Linked DNA regions of Homo sapiens: all the other regions are linked to region 2. A link is a contact called in ENCODE Hi-C or POLR2A ChIA-PET data. All regions are on one chromosome and are shown on one strand. Each heading gives the region's core, a stretch centred on a gene start or an enhancer-like site at or near the end of the contact. The rest is flanking DNA. Distances are from core to core; before and after follow the strand shown.

Evidence for each region. A loop is a pair of places that touch in the nucleus more often than their neighbours do. ChIA-PET counts read pairs that join two places held with the same protein, here RNA polymerase II (POLR2A). Pooled maps may share reads with other maps.
Region 1: a map of ascending aorta shows a loop between it and region 2 (5-fold over the local background). The contact joins the promoter of CHP1 here to the promoter of CCDC32 in region 2. A Hi-C loop is called at or near these places in 2 of 168 maps with a recorded cell type or tissue (ascending aorta and naive thymus-derived CD4-positive, alpha-beta T cell), 1 of 37 single-sample maps with no recorded cell type and 15 of 50 pooled maps. POLR2A ChIA-PET finds 5 or more read pairs at or near these places in 2 of 52 experiments (CD4-positive, alpha-beta T cell and activated naive CD8-positive, alpha-beta T cell).
Region 3: a pooled map shows a loop between it and region 2 (7-fold over the local background). The contact joins the promoter of SRP14-DT here to the promoter of CCDC32 in region 2. A Hi-C loop is called at or near these places in 1 of 37 single-sample maps with no recorded cell type and 11 of 50 pooled maps. POLR2A ChIA-PET finds 5 or more read pairs at or near these places in 1 of 52 experiments (activated CD8-positive, alpha-beta T cell).

Annotation. Positions count from the first base shown.
Region 1 is chr15:41,229,850-41,232,549 of GRCh38, reverse strand. CHP1 (calcineurin like EF-hand protein 1) reads right to left here and starts at 1,282. Exons shown (of 7, transcript NM_007236.5): 1 at 1,101-1,282. The coding sequence starts at 1,167. It overlaps EXD1 (exonuclease 3'-5' domain containing 1), which reads left to right and starts at 1,793. Exons shown (of 12, transcript NM_001286441.2): 1 at 1,793-2,071. RefSeq lists enhancers at 1,439-1,498, 1,519-1,588 and a silencer at 1,709-1,768.
Region 2 is chr15:40,563,762-40,566,486 of GRCh38, reverse strand. It overlaps CCDC32 (coiled-coil domain containing 32), which reads left to right and starts at 1,445. Exons shown (of 4, transcript NM_001080792.4): 1 at 1,445-1,511. RefSeq lists enhancers at 223-517, 997-1,046.
Region 3 is chr15:40,038,061-40,040,772 of GRCh38, reverse strand. It overlaps SRP14-DT (SRP14 divergent transcript), which reads right to left and starts at 1,462. Exons shown (of 3, transcript NR_040060.1): 1 at 1,325-1,462. SRP14 (signal recognition particle 14) reads left to right here and starts at 1,592. Exons shown (of 5, transcript NM_003134.6): 1 at 1,592-1,680; 2 at 1,825-1,897; 3 at 2,379-2,491. The coding sequence starts at 1,657. LOC124903471 (a long non-coding RNA gene) reads right to left here. Exons shown (of 2, transcript XR_007064596.1): 2 at 2,364-2,712. RefSeq lists a silencer at 1,389-1,598 and enhancers at 684-1,628, 1,679-1,858, 1,879-1,928, 1,629-2,574.

The sequences.
Region 1 (2,700 bases), core at 33-2,532, 670 kb before region 2:
ATGAGGAAGAGACTGGACTATAAAAAAAAAAATCAGTTCTGCAGGGCACGGTGGCTCACACCTGTAATCCCAGCACTTTGGGAGGCCGAGGTGGGTGGATCACTTGAGGTCAGGAGTTCGAGGCCAGCCGGGCCAACATAGTGAAACCCCATCTCTACCAAAAATACAAAAATTAGCCAAGCGTGGTGGCAGGCACCTGTACTCCCAGCTACCTGGGAGGCTGAGGCAGGAGAACTGCTTGAACCTGGGAGGCGGAAGTTGCAGTGTGCCGAGATCACGCCACTGCACTCCAGCCTGGTTGACAGAGGGAGACTCCGTTTCAAAAAAAAAAAAAAAAAAAATCAGTTCCTAGTACAAATTCACACGGAGATTTTTGGAGCACATCCAATTTCAATAGCGAATAAAAAAGTACACCAGCATAGTAGAAATCAATACATATATGAGATTAGGACAGCAAGTATCGTCGTGTAAGTAAAAAACTGGTGGTCACAGTATCCGTGTTTTTTCTCTAGAAGTTCAGATTGAAAGAAGTCTCACAATCCCAGACCCCTGATTGTTTAAAGGTCTCCAGGCATCGGGTCATGTCTCCCAAAGCCTTACTACACGGTCTTGCTTTCTGGGTGGTTTTCCCAATTTGTGACAAGAACTTGTTTGTAATTTCCCATAGTTGTCAGAGGTTTTAGGTCCTTACCCAGAAACGGATTTTCTACAGAATCCATCTCGAGTTCCTGAATTTGCTTCTCGGGCTTTACCTACTGTTCAGGATGCCTCTTCATAGGGAAGGGTGGTGCGAGGCAACAGAAAGGAAAGGAGTTCGGGGACTTTGATGGGCAGGGTGCAGAAAAGGGGGGCGTCGACGCTCTACGAGTGATCAAGAGTCCCGATTTTGAAGGGAAGGACAGCCCCACAGTAGCTAGAGCCCCGCTCCAGGAAGCTGCAGCTGGAAGAACAGGTCTTCCAGCTCTCGGTCCCCAAACCTGGAGGCTGCCCAGGACCCCCCAACCTCACAGGCACCCGAGCTCCAGACCTTAGCGACAGCCGCCCTTGGTTGTGAGGCCAGCCTGAGGCGCCCGGCGTTCCCACCCCCAACCCGAACTCACAGCCGGTCTCCTTCTTGATCTCCTCGAGCTCTTCGTCCCGCAGTAACGTGGAGGCCCGAGAACCCATCGCCGTGCCGGGAGCTCCTCCGGGAGCAGCGGCGCCAGAAGAGACGGCGACAGGAGGGAAGGAGGGAGGGAAGGAAGGGCTAGGGGTCAAGAAGGGAGAGGGCAGTGTTTCCACTGCGGACCCGGGAGGGAACCCAGGGGTGGTGCGCTGGGGAGGGCGGCCCCGAGGACCCGCCAATCAGGCGCGAGGCAGCGCCCGGCTCAGGAGCCAACGTCAGCGTTCGAGTTCCAGCCCCGAATGAATCAGCCCAGCTCCAGCCCAAGTCCTGCTGAAGACGGACCCCGCCCCCGGAACCGCAGCTGCCACCGGCCTTAAAGGGGCGATGCCACTCGGTCGCTAACGACGCAATTAAAAGGGCAACGTCATTGACCAACAGTTTTACAACAAACTAACCTGCGACAGGCAGCGTAGTCTACCTTTTCTCACAGGAATCGAACACTAGGAATCCTACTCGATAGGTGGCACGGATTGCGGAGAGAAACTTCGCGTGGGGGGGAACCCTAGGGTGTACCCTTCGGGGACTGCACGCGCTCTTCATCTTTCCTGGCTGCCGTCCTCCTCCCGGCCGCAGGGGGCGCTGGGGAGCCGGCCTCGGGGCCGCGTGCTGATTGGCTCCTCGGGAAACAGACGAGACTGGACGTTGGGCCGGGCGGGCGTCGCCTCTGCGGCGTGTGTCCCCGGCGTCGCGGACCTTTCTCCAGGTTTTCAGCCTGTGATTTGATAACCGCCGCCGGGTGGCGTGGAGCGTCCCGAGACTTCTTCCTTCATTGCAGCCCCTCTTCTTTTAGTTCTAGACTGAAGTTCGAGGAACGCACCACTTGGCTGAAATTAGGATCCAGATTTCCCAAACTTCCTTCGGAGGAAAAAGCCCTAACGATGGAGGACAGTGAATTCCTAGCTTATGGTCCGCCATTTATTTGAAGTTCCTTATTTTGTCTTAAAAATGAGAAATTTTGCATTTTATTCTCATGGTGTATTGTTTGTTTTGATTAAAAAGGTAGGCCTGGCACGGTGGCTCACGCCTGTAATCCCAGCACTTTGGGAGGCCGAGGTGGGCAGAACACCTGAGGTCGTGAGTTCGAGACCAGCCTGACCAATATGGAGAAACCCCATCTCTAATAAAAATACAAAATTATCCGGGTGTGGTGCCGCGTGCCTGTAATCCCAGCTACTCGGGAGGCTGAGGCAGGAGAATCGCTTGAACCCGGGAGGCGGAGGTTGCAGTGAGCCGAGATCGCGGCATTGCTCTCCAGCCTGGGTGACAGAGCAAGACTCCGTCTCAAAAAAAAAAAAAAAAAAAGGTAAAAGCCACCCGTTAAATTAGTGCCTACTCTCAGGTGAACCAGTTCTTACTGCTTCACCTGCCTTACCCCTTCACACCTGTTTGGTTAGAACACGTATAAGATAAGGAAGAACCGAATTCTGACTGCTGTTAGTACCCAAGTACCAGGATATTTTTGTCGTAGCAGGCTTTCCCAGGTCAACTTAAGTTACTAGTTTTAAGTGTTACCTAAGGCTTTACAGCTTAGCCTG
Region 2 (2,725 bases), core at 196-2,695:
AGGCTGGTCTCGAACTGCTGATCTCAGGTGATCCACACCCCCTCAGCCTCCCAAAATTCTGGGATTACAGGCATGAGCCACCAAGCCCGGCCAGGAACTGAATTTTAAATTGTATTTTAGCTGGGCGCAGTGGCTCACATCTGTAATCCTAAAACTATGTTGTTTTTGTTGTTGTTGTTTTCTTTTTCTTTCTTTCTTTTTTTTTTTGAGACGGAGTCTTGCTCTGTCACCCAGGCTGGAGTGAGAACTATTTCCTCAGCCAAGTTACTTGGCTACTGATGGTTGGCTGATGTCTTTCATCACGTGTTTCTTGGGAGAGAGTAACTGGTGTTGATCCTGGAAGCTGGGGATGGGGAGGGGTCGATCTCAATGAACAAGCTGGTATCTATCCCCTGAAGGATATCAAAGGTCATCTCCTTTAACAACTACAACAACAAAGCATTCTGACACACACTTCTTATGACCACTCTCTCCTTTATGTACTCTGGCCACACTTCCATCATATACTCTATAATCCTCAACGCCCCCCTCCTTTTTTTTTTTTGAGACAGTCTTGCTCTGTTGCCCAGGTTGGAATGCAGTGGTGCGATCTTGTCTCACTGCAACCTCTGCCTTCCCGGTTCAAGCGATTCTCCTGCCTGAGCCTCCCGAATAGCTAGGATTCCAGGCATGTGCCACCATGCTCAGCTAATTTTTGTACTTTTAGTAGAGACAGAGTTTCACCATGTTTCACCCAGGCTGGTCTCGAACTCCTGACCTCAGGTGATCCACCTGCCTCGGCCTCCTAGAGTACTGGGATTACAGGCGTGAGTCACCGCGCCCGGCTGTCTATCACTGTTTACTGTTATTTGTAAACTTTTATGCCTCCATGGCGGACCCCCTTCCTACACTACTAAGCTGTAAGGATCTCCAGGACTTATATCAAGTCATATGTGTCTTAACTTCACGCTTAACACAATGCTTAGAACACAGCAGGTGCTTGGTATCTATTGACTAAATGAATGAAGGAAAGCTTCATAATTTGATGAATGAGACACGAGTCTCCTGGGAGAGTAAGGAAAGAAGCCGCCGAAGTGCTCTAATTTGGGTAACGAAGGGGTGAAATTTTTAGAAGACAAACACCGACAGAGAAAGTTGTGGAGGAGGTGAACTGGCTCCGGCGACTAGGAAAAGTCAAAAGTCTTGGAAACGACTTCCCTATCCAAGCAGGGACTGGAACCCTGGATCTGCAAGGAATCAACCTGGCCCTCGGGAGGGGAGGGGCAATGCTCAGGGCACGTGACTCCACCGTTTCCCGGCAACCAGAGCCCCGTCCACCGCTCGCCTCTTGCTGCTCCTCACTTCTTCACCACGCTGAGCTCCTCTCGACCAATCGACGCACAGAACATCGTCGGGTGGGAAGGTAGTTGGAGGACTCCTGGGCTCCGTCACTAGGGGACTCCGCCCCTCCCGATTTCCTCCGGGCTACAGGCGACAGAGCTGAGCCAAGCGTTTACTGGGCAGCTGTTACGGTAAGTGAGGAGGGGCTGGGGTGCCCAGCGTTTTGGATCTCCCACTCTGGCCCGGCCCCGGAATACCACATAGAGGCCTTGGGACCTGATTCATCCCGTCCAGACAGCCCTAGAGACCTGAGCGACTGAGGCCTGGGATCTGGACGCCGGAATTTCCTGCGTGGTTCTGGACGCCCTGCCCTGGGGTAAGGGGCCATGCGGGGCTCTGGTGTGAGCAAAGTTTTGGTTTTGGGTGGCTTTAGACGAATTCGGGTTGGGGGTTCACTGTAGCGCTAGACATCAGTTCACCCAGGACCGCCGTGTCATAGCTGTCCCTTTTACTTCCGGCCTTTACGCTGGCTGGGCTCTGTCTCCTGGCATTATTCAGACCTTGCCTCAGGCAGCCTTCCTGATTTCTAAGTCTCCTCTTGAAAGAAGGTGTCAGCCTGTCTCATATGCCTAGATAGTTATAAAAGCCTCCAGGCTCTTTGCGTAGCTTTTCCTACCTGCCCGTGCTTGGGCTGCTTTCGTTATATTTTCCAAACAAGCAGGATGGTATTTGATAAAAACATGGATTCTGGAGCAGCACAGATCTGGTTTTCCTGTCAAGGATTCCCCACATATCAGTAATGTGCCCTAGAGCAAGTTACCCTTCTGAACTTGTTTTTTCATCTGTAAAATGGTGAAAATACCTACCTTTCAGTGATTGTATTAAAATAAGAGCATGAGACATACGGCTGAACTGCATGCGCTGAGCACACAGCCCTTGCATTGTAACAGTACTCTCTGACAGACACTTTTTACCAAGCAGGATCTTCATGTATATGGAACTGTGGAAAGACCTTTAGTCTGTGTTCTGTTGAAAACAGAATTTAGGGGCCGGGCGCGGTGGCTCACGCCTGTAATCCCAGCACTTTGGGAGGCCGAGGCGGGCGGATCACAAGATCAGGAGATCGAGACCACCCTGGCTAAACGGTGAAACCCCGTCTTTACTAAAAAATGCAAAAAATTAGCCGGGCGTGGTGGCGAGTGCCTGTAGTCCCAGCTATTTGGGAGGCTGAGGCAGGAGAATGGCGTGAACCCGGGAGGCGGAGGTTGCAGTGAGCCAAGTTAGCGCCACTGCACTCCAGCCTGGGCGACAGAGCGAGACTCTGTCTCAAAAAAAAAAAAGAAAGAAAGAAAGAAAAAAAAACAGAATTTAATTGACTGGAGATAGAACTGTTGCATTTTGGAGA
Region 3 (2,712 bases), core at 213-2,712, 530 kb after region 2:
CTAACTGGGCTCCTCATTTCCTGCCCTGTCTCTCTACAGTGCATTCTCCACAACACAGACAGGGGGATCTTTAAAAAATATAAATCAGATTTTCAGTGTTCTGTTGAAAACTTCCTTAACGAGTCTTCTCTTTGTATCTAGAACAAAATCCAGGCTTACTATGGTCACGGGCCCTACATAATCTGGTCCCCAGCTACCTCTCCATACTCCTTTACTCCTTGCTCCACAAGCCCTCCTCACCCCCACCCGCACCTGCCAGTCTTACAGACACAGGGCAACTTGTTTCCCCTTTGAAGGTTTTGCTCTAGCCGTTCCCTGTGTCTGAAACACTGTGTCCCTAGATCTTTGGATGGCTGGTCCTTTCAGCTTTCAACTCAAAGTTCTCCTTTTCGACGAGAACTCCCCTGACCCCAACCCAGGCAGTCCCCTTCCCACTCTCATTATACAGCCCTGCTTAGGCTGTCTCACGGAATTCATTATCTGAAGCTGTACTACTTACTTGTTTGCTTCATTGTTTATTTCCTCCCTGCCCCTTTAACCCAACTTCCAGGAAACCAGGAACTTAGCTTTTCTTATCCTGCTGCATCCCCAACCTCTACAACCGTGCCTGGCACAGACTGAGAGGCACTCAGCGAAAACCTCTTGTGTGGTGGAATGCTTGACTTTATAGAGGGCCCAGGGTTCAAGTTGGCTAGTGGCAGAGAGGGCTTACAACCTAGTTCTCCTGACTAATCAGAGGTAGAACTAAAGACTGGGCTCCAGCCCCTCATTTTTTTTTTTTTTTTTTTTTTTTTTGAGACGGAGTCTCGCTCTGTCTTCCAGGCTGGAGTGCAGTGGCGCGATCTCAGCTCACTGCAAGCTCTGCCTCCTGGGTTCACGCCATTCTCCTGCCTCAGCCTCCCGAGTAGCTAGGATTACAGGTGCCCGCCACCACGCCCGGCTAACTTTTTTGTATTTTTAGTAGAGACAGCGTTTCACCGTGTTAGCCAGGATGGTCTCAATCTCCTGACCTCGTGATCCACCCGCCTCGGCCTCCCAAAGTGCCGGGATTACAGGCGTGAGCCACCACGCCCGGCCCAGCCCTTCTGGCTAGAGCTGCAGGTCAGCGTTTAGGGAGAGTTTAAAGGATCTCTACAGGAACTTATAATGACAATAATGAAAAGAACAATAGCTGATACCTACTGAACACGCTCTATGTGCCAGGCACTGTTCTACGTATTTAATCTGAGTTTCATTTACGCTTCACGACCACACTGCGCGGTAGATACTATCATTACCCTTACTTTATGGATAAGGAAACTGAGTCACTGAGTTGTTAGGTTACCTGCCCAGCATACAGCTGAATATAAATCGTACGCTGCTATCAAAACTTTCTTTTGCTCTCACTCCGTCACACTGGCTGGGGTGAGACGATTTCTCGCATGTGACGACCCAGGACAGCCCCAGCGCCTCCGGGTCACAGGCCCCCGGACGTCCCAGGGCGCGGGCGCTAGGCGGGCGGGGAGGGGGGAGGGCGCAGGCCGGGATTGGTGGAAGAGAAGAGATTGGTGGAAGACAATGGAAGTCTAGTAGCGGAAGTCCCGCCCAGCCTAGGCCGAACTTCCGGCTCTCACTGCTAGGGGCTTAAGCGGAGGGAGTCGAGCCAGCGTCGCCGCGATGGTGTTGTTGGAGAGCGAGCAGGTATGGCTAGGCCTGGCCGGCCGAGGGAAGGGGGCGGCTCAGGCGTTACTCGAGACCTGTGCCTCCTGCAGGAGGACCAGGGCCTTGACGCGGCAGGACGAGGATTTGGGGCTGGCTAACGGGGCTGGGCCTGTTGTTTTCCAGTTCCTGACGGAGCTGACCAGACTTTTCCAGAAGTGCCGGACGTCGGGCAGCGTCTATATCACCTTGAAGAAGTGTAAGCAGCGGGAGGGGAGCCGGGCGATGCTCCCTGGGTTCCCGGTGTCTGGGAGCCACCGGAGTCTGTCTGCCGCGGACCGCCGCCTTCCTCTACCTTTCCCCACCCTGTACTGAGCACATTCGGGGCTTCGGGCCCGGAAAATAGTAGGGATTGTAGCTGGCTCAGTCCCCAGCACTGAGCCGCCTAGGTTGCTTCTGGTAACAATGGGCCCCAAGCAGCCCAGGGCTCTTTGTCAGGGATCCCAGACGCCGCCACTTTGAGTGGAATTTAACGTGCTTCGATATTACATGTTTCCGTCGTGGAAATAATAGTTTCTCCAGGGTTTCGCCAGACCGTGATAGCAGATGAGGTGTTTAACAAAACTAGAGCAGCGGGGCTGGGTTAGGTCATCACTTACCCCACTCCTCTGTTTTAACTGTTTGTCTGCCGCTCAGCCACGTACGCGGCCGTGTTCACCAGGATGCATTTTTTCCTTCAGATGACGGTCGAACCAAACCCATTCCAAAGAAGGGTACTGTGGAGGGCTTTGAGCCCGCAGACAACAAGTGTCTGTTAAGAGCTACCGATGGGAAGAAGAAGATCAGCACTGTGGTGAGCTTAATTTCTAAGGCTGTCTTTTGAAATGTAAAGACTTGAACTTAACAGAGGATGGGGCGTTTCTGAACCAGGCTTTTATTTGTTTTTCCCTTTTGCCCTGTGTGGCTATTTTTGAGACCAGGACCTTCCTATACTTTAGTAGTGGAAACCTCAAGAATAAAATAAGAAGGTAGAGGTCAGACAGTCGTTAGTTCTGCTAAAGCTCTTGTGGAAAT